3 separate regions of the Homo sapiens genome follow, and all the other regions are linked to region 2. The links are chromatin contacts, found by Hi-C or POLR2A ChIA-PET in ENCODE. All regions are on one chromosome and are shown on one strand. The core of a region is the stretch at or near the end of the contact, and the rest is flanking DNA. Distances in the headings are between cores, read along the strand shown. Region 1 holds the start of FUCA1 (alpha-L-fucosidase 1). Region 2 holds the start of MACO1 (macoilin 1). Region 3 holds the start of GALE (UDP-galactose-4-epimerase).

The links. A loop is a pair of places that touch in the nucleus more often than their neighbours do. ChIA-PET counts read pairs that join two places held with the same protein, here RNA polymerase II (POLR2A). Pooled maps may share reads with other maps.
Region 1: a map with no recorded cell type shows a loop between it and region 2 (7-fold over the local background). The contact joins the promoter of FUCA1 here to the promoter of MACO1 in region 2. A Hi-C loop is called at or near these places in 1 of 37 single-sample maps with no recorded cell type and 2 of 50 pooled maps. POLR2A ChIA-PET finds 5 or more read pairs at or near these places in 1 of 52 experiments (activated CD4-positive, alpha-beta T cell).
Region 3: a pooled map shows a loop between it and region 2 (10-fold over the local background). The contact joins the promoter of GALE here to the promoter of MACO1 in region 2. A Hi-C loop is called at or near these places in 6 of 50 pooled maps. POLR2A ChIA-PET finds 5 or more read pairs at or near these places in 2 of 52 experiments (WTC11 and activated CD4-positive, alpha-beta T cell).

What each region holds. Positions count from the first base shown.
Region 1 is chr1:23,866,412-23,870,801 of GRCh38, reverse strand. FUCA1 (alpha-L-fucosidase 1) reads left to right here and starts at 2,512. Exons shown (of 8, transcript NM_000147.5): 1 at 2,512-2,904. The coding sequence starts at 2,516. CNR2 (cannabinoid receptor 2) reads left to right here. Exons shown (of 2, transcript NM_001841.3): 2 at 1-287. RefSeq lists a silencer at 2,881-3,100 and an enhancer at 4,351-4,390.
Region 2 is chr1:25,429,624-25,433,715 of GRCh38, reverse strand. MACO1 (macoilin 1) reads right to left here and starts at 2,819. Exons shown (of 11, transcript NM_018202.6): 1 at 2,538-2,819. The coding sequence starts at 2,617. It also overlaps a transcript of RHCE not described here. RefSeq lists silencers at 2,304-2,963, 3,354-3,793.
Region 3 is chr1:23,798,317-23,802,003 of GRCh38, reverse strand. GALE (UDP-galactose-4-epimerase) reads left to right here and starts at 1,250. Exons shown (of 12, transcript NM_001008216.2): 1 at 1,250-1,292; 2 at 2,568-2,638; 3 at 2,992-3,117; 4 at 3,274-3,389. The coding sequence starts at 2,997. It overlaps HMGCL (3-hydroxy-3-methylglutaryl-CoA lyase), which reads left to right. Exons shown (of 9, transcript NM_000191.3): 9 at 1-119. RefSeq lists silencers at 840-1,049, 1,210-1,689, 1,740-1,839.

The sequences.
Region 1 (4,390 bases), core at 1,263-3,762, 1.6 Mb after region 2:
ATATCACTGAGAACTGCCCTTGTTGTTTGGTTGAGGAAATGGGCCCAGACAGTGGACAAGACTTGCTCAGGGAGACAAACGAGATGGTGTCCAGTGCAACAAACCTAGGTTTCCTAACTTCCAGTTCTGTCCACTCTACATCAGTGCCTCTCACCTGTCCCTGCAGGTTCACATTTTGGTTATGTGGATAAGGAGAAATAAATTGAAGATCACAATGTCCCATTTTATCTTCCCCAAGACAAGCTCTGTAACATTAAAGACCACTATGCAAACCGATTACTAGAAAATGTGTGTGGATGGGTTCGGTTTTTTTCCTAAGGTGTTCATGCTTACTGTTTTGGGCAATATTTCAACATAATCTGGCAGAAAAAGAAACAGAAGATAAAGAAAATAGCTGTAGGCCGGGTGCAGTGGCTCATGCCTGTAATCCCAGCACTTTGGAAGGCTGAGGCTGGCGGATCACTTGAGGTCAGGAGTTCGAGACCAGCCTGGCCAACACGGCGAAACCCCATCTGTATTAAAAATACAAAAATTAGCCAGGCGTGGTGGCGTACCTGTAAACCCAGCTACTCGGGAGGCTGAGGCAGGAGAATGGCTTGAACCCAGGAGGTGGAGGTTGCAGTGAGCTGAGATTGCAGCACTGCATTCCAGCCTGGGCGACAGAGCAAGACTGCATCTCAAAAGAAAAGAAAAGAAAAAAGAAAAGAAAAGAAAAGAAAACAGCTGTGATTCAGCAATAGTCATTTTCTCTCCTTGTCACTGCCAGAGTGAGGAAGTGCTGGGTTCTGTCAACATAGGCTCTGACTTCTCATGAGGTGCAAGAAAGAAGCAGCATGAACAAAGGCATAGATTTTGCACCTGGAGACACGTATTCTAGTCCCACCTCTGACTCAAACTAGCTGCATGATCTTGGGCAGCCCCCCAGCCCTCTCTGGGCTTCAGTTCCCTCCTCGGTACAATGGGAAGGGTAGGGAAGAGGATGGTGCCTAGGATCTTCAAAGTCCCAACTCTGATGTGCTGCCATTCTCTCACTGGCATGTGGGAACTGAGTGTGCTACGTGGAGTCATGAGACTTCTTCTTCCTTTTCTTTTTCTTTTTTTTTTTTTTTTTTTTTGAGACCGAGTCTCACTCTGTCGCCCAGGCTGGAGTGCAGTGGTGCGATCTCGGCTCACTGTAACCTCCACCTCCCGAGTTCAAGCAATTCTCCTGCCTCAGCCTCCTGAGTAGCTGGGATTACAGGCGCACCCCATGCCCGGCTAATTTTTGTATTTTTAGTAGAGATGGGGTTTCACCATGTTGGCCAGGCTGGTCTCAAACTCCCGACCTCAGGTGATCTGCCCACCTCGGCCTCCCAAAGTGCTGGGATTACAGGCGTGAGCCACCTTGTCTGTTCAGAGACTTCTGACTTCCGTATTTCCCTCGCTAATGGCCTCACCTCCCGTTTGAGTATGTGCAGCATGTGCAAATTGCAGAGGAACTGGGGAACTTCCCTGCCAGGCAATCCTGGGTCCTCTTGGCTCTCCACTTCCTCCTTCCTTCCTTCCTTCCTCCTTCCTTCCTTCCTTCCTTCCTTTCTTTCTTCCTTGGTCTGGCTCTGTCGCCCAGGGGCTGGAGTGCAGTGGCGGTATCTCGGTACAAACTAAGCTATTTGAAATGCCTCGGAATTCCCAAAGAAAGCTCAGTAAATACCAGACAGATGAAACGGTCCTGCCCGCTCTCCCTCTTTCAGTACCCAGTTTTCTCTTTCCTCTCCTTTCATAACGTTTCTTCCCATCATCCCTCTACCTCCTTATTTCTGTCAGGGCTGTTAGATACCCTTCCGGTCTGTTATCTCCTCCTCCAGCCTTGTGCTACAGGACAACTCAAAAGCCCCCTATGGCTCCCAAGTGATCACTAAATAAAACTCGTGATCTCACTTCAGCCTACCCCTGCAGGATTGCTGCGGCAAAATGGACTACTCCCAGAGGCGTGATCACGGTTCGGTTCACTGCAGCCCAGACTTCCCGGGCTCAAGCGATCCCGAACCTCCCACCTCAGCCTCTCGAGTAGCTGGGACTCCAGACGTGCACCACTACGCCAGGCTCATTTTGTTTATTTTTTATAGAGACAGGCTAGTCTCCAACTTGTGGGCTCAGAGCGATCCTCCCGCCTCGACTTCCGAAAGTGTTAGGATTACAGGCGTGAGCCACTGCGTCCGGCTCAATGGACTCCTTCTTAAATGTGAGTTCTCCGCACACACTGGGCCTTGCTCACCTCCACGATTTAACCTCGCAGTTAAGTCCCTTTTCAAGGTTTTTATTCGTCCTTCAGCGAAGCGCTGTCAACGCCTCCCTGCGTCTTTCCCTTCTTGAGCACCAGAGGGCGCTCCTCCGACCCGAGGAGGAAGCGACTCGGGCCAACCTGTCCAGGTTGTCCCACCCCTTTTTCCTTCCGGGCCAATCGTTAGTCAGAGTGGGCGGAGCCGCCCGCGGGCACCTGCGCGTTAAGAGTGGGCCGCGTCGCTGAGGGGTAGCGATGCGGGCTCCGGGGATGAGGTCGCGGCCGGCGGGTCCCGCGCTGTTGCTGCTGCTGCTCTTCCTCGGAGCGGCCGAGTCGGTGCGTCGGGCCCAGCCTCCGCGCCGCTACACCCCAGACTGGCCGAGCCTGGATTCTCGGCCGCTGCCGGCCTGGTTCGACGAAGCCAAGTTCGGGGTGTTCATCCACTGGGGCGTGTTCTCGGTGCCCGCCTGGGGCAGCGAGTGGTTCTGGTGGCACTGGCAGGGCGAGGGGCGGCCGCAGTACCAGCGCTTCATGCGCGACAACTACCCGCCCGGCTTCAGCTACGCCGACTTCGGACCGCAGTTCACTGCGCGCTTCTTCCACCCGGAGGAGTGGGCCGACCTCTTCCAGGCCGCGGGCGCCAAGTGAGTGTGGTCCCGGGGAGCGGCGCCCCTTCCCGGCTCGGGCGGCAAACAGGAGGTGGGGCTGGGCGGCCAGCTGGGGCGCGCAGCTGCCGGTCGCCCCCATGACCCCGGGGCCCGCGTGTGGCCTCCTGCGGCCACAGGAGTGAGCCTGGCACACCTGATGAGGAGGAGGAGGTGCGTTTGACTGGGGACTGATAAATGAAGGTTCAGGGAGATGGCAGGCTGGGAAGCCCTGGGTATCTGCACCTGTGCACCGAGAGGGCTGAGTTAGGCCATACCTGATGTCCCTTTCAGATTGACAGCACTATCAGGACTCCAGGGTTTCAAATCAGTGGTGTGGAGCCTGGTTCTAATTCAACTGTGAACCTGGACATGTCACTTCAGCCTCCCTGCAGCCTCTTCTATGGTTGTAGAAAGGGGTTATATAAGGATACAACCCTTTGAGCCCTAATGTCTCTAAGAGGGAAAGAGAGGGGAGTTCTGGTGTGCAGTGTATTTGGGCAACAGTACAGATAGTCATTCGTTTGCTCCTCTCAATCCCTTTTACGTAGGAAGTGTCCAGGAAGGGTCTGACTCTCTCTGAGAACTGTTGGAACTTGGGGGTGGCTGGTTCAGAGAACAGAGTAGAGAGCGCTGGGGTGGGGATAAGGGGAGACCACGACCCATGAAGTTGTCAAGGCAGGGGCTTGTCCTGAAGGAGTGAGCCTTGAGAGCCCTGTATTGACAGATGTTAAGTCAGGGAGTGGTTACTATCAGCTTCTAGAAAGATTCATTCGGCTGCTGGGAGAGAAGTGGGTTGGAGAAGAGTAAAAATGGAGGCGGGGAGGTTTCCCCAGCCCCTGGCTTAGAGCAGTCTTCCATCCTTACCTTGGTTCCTCAGCCATCTTCCGGGTTTTCGTTTCTCTTGAACTTTGAATTCACTTGTACTAAAGAGAAGTTACAACTGGCATTTAGTGTTTGCCATTAAATGTATGGGAGTATAAGACTTGATTAAGCAGAGGAAGTGTTTGTCTCCTAGGGGCCTTAGGGATCCATAACTTACAAGTGAGAAAAATTAAAATCTGGGAGATAACCTCTTTCCATGCCTTTTATTTCATGGATGAGATGACTGGCCCAAAGAGAGGAAGGAATATAATGTCCTAGACTCCAGGTCTCATGACGTCAAGGTTGTTTCCACTGCACCAGGGTCTGCAAACTGGCCAGAGGGATTGGTCCTCTGCCAGTTTTTTAAGGCCCATGAGGTGAGAATGGTTTTTACATTTTTAAAGGGTTGTAAAATGTTTTAAAGAAGAATACACTACAGAGAGGAATGTGCTCCCACAGAGCCTAAAATACTATCTGGCCCTTCAAATCCTGGAGTTCCCTACTCTGGCCAATGATTGAACCATAAAGTGCATTACCTATTTTTGTGCCATAAAAGCAAATTAAATATTGAGTGATTTGGTTGTTATTTCAACACTTGCCTTTTCTCCCAGTTATTGGGTCT
Region 2 (4,092 bases), core at 1,570-4,069:
AAGCAGCAGAGCTGGGATTTTGAGTCTGATCCTGGGTCTCCTGATTCCTGCAGTCCAGTGCGCTTTTCACCACAGCTGCCTCCTTCCTATGCCAAGGCTCAGAAAGTTGTACAGACTGAGAACATGAAAATAGTAAGTCCATGAAAGGTTTGGCTATGAAACAGTAGACAGTGGTTATCAAAACTGTCAACACGGCCCCAGAAAAAAAACAAGGCTCTCTGTTTAATGAATCCAAAATTGGCCACATGTTGTTGAGAAACAAAATGGGCAATAGATGGTGTGAAAAACAACTTAGCATAGACTTAAATTTGATGATCACCAGAAATTTGATATTCATGAATCCTCAAGCATTCTAGTTTATAACCAGTCCACTCATCCTGTTTGCTTTAGAAATAACAGGAAATTTTTCTAAATCTCTTTAAAAACAGAATTGGGCAAAAAAAAAAAAATCTTGTTCTTCAGTCCAATACTCCATAATATAAACCAAGAAACAGATAAGTGAGTTGAAACGCTCATTTGATATATGATACTCCAACCAGGAAAGACAGTTAGAAATACATTTAGGTCTTTTATTAACATTTAACTTAAAGAATGCAAAACAGAGAAGCATAAGAAGATTTAAGGCTAATGCACTGTCGGTTTTTAAAATTTTGCAGATGAACCTCTGAATAACTTGCAAAGAGTATTTACAATTAACCTTTAGGGTAAGAAAATTCAAATTTCAAAAGCCATCAGTAAGATGATAAATCTTCATTAAACGATGAATTCACTTCTTCACATCGATTCACACTGAGTAGCTATTATGGCGCAGGTTGTAAACTGGGTCTATTTGTTCAAGTACAGAGAAATGGAAATACAGCAGAAAACACGTAAACAATATGGGACTCTCAATCTTCTTGCTATAAATGGAGGTACATCATCTTATGTTACTGTAAATAGCAGCTATTCAAATGCCACAGTTGTGCTAAGTCTACCAACTCGGTTTAATATCCCTTTCCTATTTTTATGTTACCATTAATGTTAAGTTGGTCAAATATTTTTCAATAGCCAAAGGGGAAAAACTTTCTTTAATTCAAGAATGTATAGTGTATGTAACGTGAATTGAAGAGACCTTTCCTCCATCTATGTGTAGAAAAAATTGTTTGCTTTCACAGTTCAAGTTAAAATGGTCAAGTTCGATTCATCCAGCATAGATTAGAGTCTGTTTTACTCACTGCTCTATCTTCACTGATTAGAAATGTTCCTGGCACATAGTATATATAACTGATGAATGAATGAATTACTCCTATGCTCTATGGCTCATTTTATAAGAATATACCCAAGAAATTTTTACTTTGATTCCTTAATGCTTTTAAACTTGAAGAAAATCCCCAGTGTTTACATCAGTCAGCTGCTTGTGGAAAGCAATCATTCCACATCTGTAAACAAGAGCATGTGCAAGGTGTACAGTTATGTTAAGACAACTTGGGTGTCATCAGCTACCTCACATATTTCTTGAAATCCCACAGCTAGAGAAGCTAATTGTAAAACACCATGAGGACTCAATTAAGCCTACATCCACATGCTGAGAATTCTTCTTTGTAAACTAATTACTTCTCCACCGAAATCTGTATCAAGGCAAATACCATTTACAAGTAACATTCTGAGAAGAACCAGAAAATAACAGTCGTACACAAATCGACTTGGGGAAGCTATGATAGTAAGTTGCCCCATGAACCTGTTGTCTTTCTCTACCGGTGGACTGAATTCAATTTCTATTTAAAGGGACACTGCTTTTCTTGCGGATGAAAAAAAAAAAAAAGAGTTTGGAGAAAATCCCTTTTTAAAAACGTTCAAAGCAAGCTATCTGCTTGGAATTGTCAAAACAATATTTGCTGAAAAACTGGTCATCAGACCCTTCCGAATCTGGAGCAGGGCCACAGGGCATGATTTGGGGGTATCAGCTTCAGCCCTGGGTGCCAAGTTTGAGATCCCATATGGGAAGCAGAAGGTGAAAGAAGTGACAGCATGGCCCCAGGCCAGTATGCTGGCAGCTTGGGGGAACGAGGGGCCACAGTGGGCTCTCAACTTTGTCAGCCTCCCCCACCCCCCCGCGCTGTGGTCCACGCGCCTCCTGGCTCCGGCCGGCAAGCCCCCAGGCCACCGGGGGGCTCGGGGGCCAGCGGCGGCCAGTCAGAGGTCCCGGAAGCGGCCCTCCCGGCCCAGCGGCATGGCCGGGATGCTGAGGAACGCCGGGCTGGTTGGGGGCTCTCCGCCCCTCCCCCCGGCGGGCCCGGCGCTTCCAACGGCGGCGCGGCGGCTCCCTCAGCCAGCGCCCGCCGCGCCCTGCCCGCCCGGCCGGGCCGACCCTCGCCACGCCCCGCGCACCCGGGGCGGACCCCGGCGGGCGGGCCAGCGGCTCCGGGGCCAGCGCTCCTTAGGAGAGCCCCCGGCGCGGGCGTGCGGCCTACTCGGGGTTACATAACGGGGCCAGGCCCCTCGGAGCTGGAGGGGGACCGCAGGGCCCGCGCCCGCGGAGTGGGGGTGCAGCCGCTCACCTGCCGTAAATGCCCTCGGTGATCCGGTTCCGCTTTAGGGGGCGGCGGAGCTTACTGCAGTCGGCGTTCCGCCGCTTCATCCTCCCGCTGGGGGGCCGGGTGCCCGCGCCGCCGCCGCCGTCTCTCACCTCAGCTGCCGCCGCCGCTGGCCCGCCCCGCGTCGGGCCTGGACTCTACCCCTGAGGCCGGTCACACAGACATGGAGCCAGCACCCGGGGGGAGGGGGTAGCACGGGGAGGGGGGGCTCGGAGCCTCCTCCGCCTTCGGAAACAAAGAAATGACAATTCCGGGGCCCGCCCGCCCAGCACCAGCCAGCCGCCTGCCCCGCCTCCTCGGCTCCGACGGACGGCCCGGGAGGCCAATAGAAGCCACCGGTAAACCGCTGTCGGCCAATCCCAGGGCCCGCTGAGGCAAAACTGACTCTAGAACCCGCCCCTTTGAAGGACGGAAGAATGCGCCAATCATTATAGTGTCTGGGTCCCCGGCTGAGCCTATCAGAAAAGATTTAAATAGAGGCTTATAAATAGGCCCTATAAATATAACATCCTATATTACGCCTTGTTGCGAAGGTATGCTTTATTATTATTGGGTTGCGTTTCATTGTATTGTAATCCCTACTAGAGCATACCGTACGGCATGGCATTGTAGGCTCTCGTCTAGCAATGTATGAAATCGGAAGGCCCGGGTTTGCGGCATGTGCGGTGTCTGCGCTGACGTGCGCTTCAGCCAGTCGCGTCATTATGTAAGGGAGCATCCCAGGAACAGCGCCGGGGACCCTTCTGCGGATGCTGGAGAGCTCGGCCAGGCCGACCGCGTCAGCGCGCACCGGGGGTACGAATGACAAAGCAAACCCCACACGCACACAGACACACACCCTGCCAGCTTCCCGCGACGTGGTGACAGCGCGCCGGCCAATCGGAGGTGGCGGCCCCGCCCCGGGTTACGCCACGGGGCGGAGCCGTGGGGGCGCGCGACGTAGCGCAGAGATGCCCGGGGCGTGTGCGGCGGTGCGGCCCGGGCTCCACGTCCACAGGCTGGGCAGCGCTGTGGGCCCCGCGGGCGCCGAGTCCGCAGGACCCGCGAGGGCACTACCGCGAAGCATCGGCCTCCGGGCCGGGCCGGGCCGGACCGGGAGCCTGCTCGGCGGGTCCGGGCTCCTGCAAGGCGGGGACGCGGGGCCGGCGACCCTTCACGCTTCGTACTCATTGAGCGCCGATTTTATGCCAGGCACCGTGCTGGGTAATTTGCGTGTATTTGCTCATTTACTCCTTATAACTCCCCTGCCACGTACGTATGGCAAAGTAACACTTAGAAAAGTCCGCATGGTGTTTTTTTTTAAGAGAAATAAAAAGAATGTTTATCATTAGAGAAAACTGGGGAAAATGTAGGAAAGTGGCCGAAAAGGAAAAAACACCAATGAGTCTCATCACATTAACACAAATACAGTTGACATTTTATTGTATTTGCTTGTTTTCCAATTTTCCCCTATGGATGATAATGTTACTATTGCTATTAAATAGAATAGTGGTCATACTAGAATAGTAGTCATACTAGA
Region 3 (3,687 bases), core at 1-2,500, 1.6 Mb after region 2:
GGAAAGTGGAGAGCTACGTGGTGGCCGTCTGCCAACTCCAGCATCTCTGGAAAATCTCCACGCTGAATGTGATTTTTGAAAACAGCTTATGTAATTAAAGGTTGAATGGCACATCATAATTCCAGCATTCGGTTGTGCAGCTGTGTGTATACATGCGCGTGGGGGAGTAAAATACTTTACCATGTTGCACTCTGAGAGGAAAATGGAGACTATGAACTAGTTTATTAATCTTTGGATTTCCTCCCTGTTTCCCCACCTGAGCCCCAAATCCATAGTGACTGGAAATCAGTGGTTTTGGGCTTACTCAGGAGGCTGCTTGCGGCAGTTGCTGGCCAGAACACCCGACGGGGTTGTTTCTGAGCTTTGCCTCTGTGACTGGGGCTATTGCACAAGCTCCCCTGAGGACACACTTGCTGCTTTGGGCCTCGGTGGCCCGGCCTCTCCCTGGCGCTCCCGGGCCCGGGAGCGCTCACCTGTCGGTTCCCTGGACTCTGCGGGCAGGCGCTGGCTGATTCCCGGCTGCGCGGACACCTGTGCGCTCCTGCATTTAGGGCTCCTTTGCTCTGGTTTCATCACGCAGGATGTCACATTTTGTGCATATTATTCTCTAGCTCTACTACTTTTCATTGTAAACAAACAATCATTTTCTAACCTGCCGTCGTGGAAGGCAGAGTGCAGACCGACCCTTCCCGGCAGGTGGGGGCTGAGAGCCAAGAGCGCTGGAACCGCTAGTGTGGCCTGACAGCTTCCTCCAGCTCCTTGGTTTATTTGCAAACTGGACTTCCAGCACCAGGCCCCCTGCGACCCCCTCCTGCCTTAGTCCCGTGGGATCGGGTAGTTCAAGATTTTGAATTCATGGTTTGGCACACACCGGCAAGTCTGAAAACCTGCGGGTCAGAGTGGGGCGGAGGCGTGGGCCCCCTACCCTCTGCCCCCTGCCCCCTCGGAAGCGCAGCCCTCTTCCAGGGGTTGGGACGAGCTAGCGCGGGGACCCGGGGCACCGGCAAGGACCCACCCGCTACTGGGACCTGGCGCCGGCGGCGCCTCTCGCGGGGTGGCACCGCCCACTTCCGCCTTCCGCGGGCGCGCGCTGCGCAGTCTTCGTCACAGCGCGGAGGCCTTTTGTCCTCCCGCCCTCCCCGTAGTGGCCGTAACCCGAGTGACATGTTTCCTTGGGGGCGTGGAGGGGCGGGGTCGGGGCCGGAGTGGGCCGTCAGCACTTAAAGGGCCCGCGGCTCGGGCGTAGGAGGCGGTGCCTCTGCAGCAAGCGTGGGGCGCGGGAACCCGAGCAGGTTCGGGAGACGGAATGAAGGGCCGGGTGGGCTCGCGAGGGGCCGGGGAGTCCGCGGGGAGCGAGGGAGTTTCCGAGGGGCGGGTCGTGTTCCTGGCAGCGTCCCTCCAGGGCAGGCCCGCCCCCTTTGTCCCAGTTCCCCGCTGCCCGGGCTGGGGCGGCCGGGGTTCATTCATTGCCGGCCTGAGGACTCCTAGCTCGGCCCCGCTCCGCGCTACAGCCCAAAGCCCAGCCTGAGACCCAGCCGCCCTCGTATGCCCACGGCCTAGCTCCCCTTCCCTCCAACAGACAGACTGGGAAAACCGAGTGGGCGACGGCTGAGCAAGGTCACTCCGCTGTCGGGGGCGCAGCCGGCCTCAGACCAGCTTTCGTGCTTCCCAGGGCCTCTCTGCGACCACTTTCGGGGTCCGCGCCAGGCGCGGGGCGGGGGCGGGGGCGGCTTCGGCGCGGCGGGCAGAGTCCAGCGGGCAGCGGTGGGGGAAGGGCGAGCCGCCTGGGGAGAGGGCCGGGCTGCGAGCCTGGCGATCCAGATTCCAGCCCGCTGTCGCCAGCTGTGGGACCGAAGGGCAACTGTTTCACCTCTCTGGCCCTAGTATCTGTATCTGTAAAGTGCCAGTGATAACACCTGTCTCACCGAGATGCTGGGGGAATTCAGGAAAATCATGCAAAAGTGCCTGGTACGGAGCCTGGCACGCAGAGGGCTCTTGGTCAAGTGGGTTGGAGCTGCGTGAGCCCAGAAGGGGATAGAGGCAGCGTGGAGGAAGGCGGCAGCGGGCCCGGTCGCTGGGAATGAAAGGCCTCAGTGTCTGGGGCTTCCTCCCCGTACTACCCGCAGAGTTTGTTCAGGGTGGAGGTGCGCACCTGGCCAAGTCCACGTCTACACGGCCCACCCAGAGTAGCCTAAGTTGGGCGGGATTCCTAACTCTGAGCCAGGAGTGACCGGGCTGGCCCTGGCATGGGCAGAGGCTGAGCGGGGGTTGGGGTGGGGCCCCCTCCAGGACCAACCACGGTGTGGTTGCCCCTGAGCTGGCCTCAGCCTGCCTGGCAAAGGACCTCACCCTTGAGGCCATGTGATCTATTTCCTGCTTCCTCCCAGCTGACCCTTGAGGGAAAGGGGGTGGGGGCCGCCTAGAGCAGGAGGTATTAGTCACTGCGCCCAGGAGCCAGTTTACACCTAGCGAAGGCGGAGGCATTGGACAAGCCTGGGTCTGAGCAGACAGAACCCCTTCCTGCGACCCTGGAGTCCCAATCGTGCTGCCATTTTCCTTCTGCCCAGGACTCTCCAGTCCTCAGTCACCTTGGACAAAGAAGTGTGGATCCTCAGATTCCATCTTTTCCAACTCCAAGGCAAGTGGAACTAGAAAATAAGGTGCCTGTGTGTCAGGTCTCCCCAGCTCTGCTGTGGCGGGCCCTTAAGATCACCTCACTGAACCCTCACGCTGCCTCATGAAGTTTATACAATTATTAGCTCTGTTTTACAGAGATAGAAACTGAGGCCAAGAGGCTAATTAATTTCCAAAGCCTAAGGCCAGAAAGTGATGGTACCCAGACTTGCCCCAGGGCTGACTTCTGAGCCAGTCTGGTACCTAGGGCACACTGCCGCCTCCTTCCAAAGCGAGCTTAGGGGGCAGGATTCCAGTGGGAAGGAAGCTCTGAGCAGGCAGCCTCAGCCACCTCTGAGACTCTGTATCCTGGGCCAGGTGCCATGGCAGAGAAGGTGCTGGTAACAGGTGGGGCTGGCTACATTGGCAGCCACACGGTGCTGGAGCTGCTGGAGGCTGGCTACTTGCCTGTGGTCATCGATAACTTCCATAATGCCTTCCGTGGTGAGCGGGGCAGTGGGGCTGGGGCTACTTGAGGGGATGGCAGAAGCAAAACCCTGGGTTCCACCTCCACCACCGGGCGGGGAATGTGTGTCTGGCTAGTCCCTGGGAACACAGCACCCCATGTCGTGATGATGTGGCCTACATGTACCCTACCAGGAGGGGGCTCCCTGCCTGAGAGCCTGCGGCGGGTCCAGGAGCTGACAGGCCGCTCTGTGGAGTTTGAGGAGATGGACATTTTGGACCAGGGAGCCCTACAGCGTCTCTTCAAAAAGGTGGGTGCAGGCTGGGCACGGTGGCTCACGCCTGTAATTCCAGCACTTTGGAAGGCCGAGGTGAGGAGATCACTTGAGCCCAGGTGTTCAAGACCAGCCTGCTCAACACAGTGAAACCCCATCTCTACAGAAAAATACAAAAATTAGCTGGGCATGGTAGCCCATACCTGTGGTCCCAGCTACTCGGGAGGCTGGCATGGGAGGATGGCTTGAGCCTGGGAGGTGGAGGTTGCGGTGAGCTGAGATGGCACCACTGTACTCCAGCCTGGACAACAGAGCGAGACTGTCAAAAAAAAAA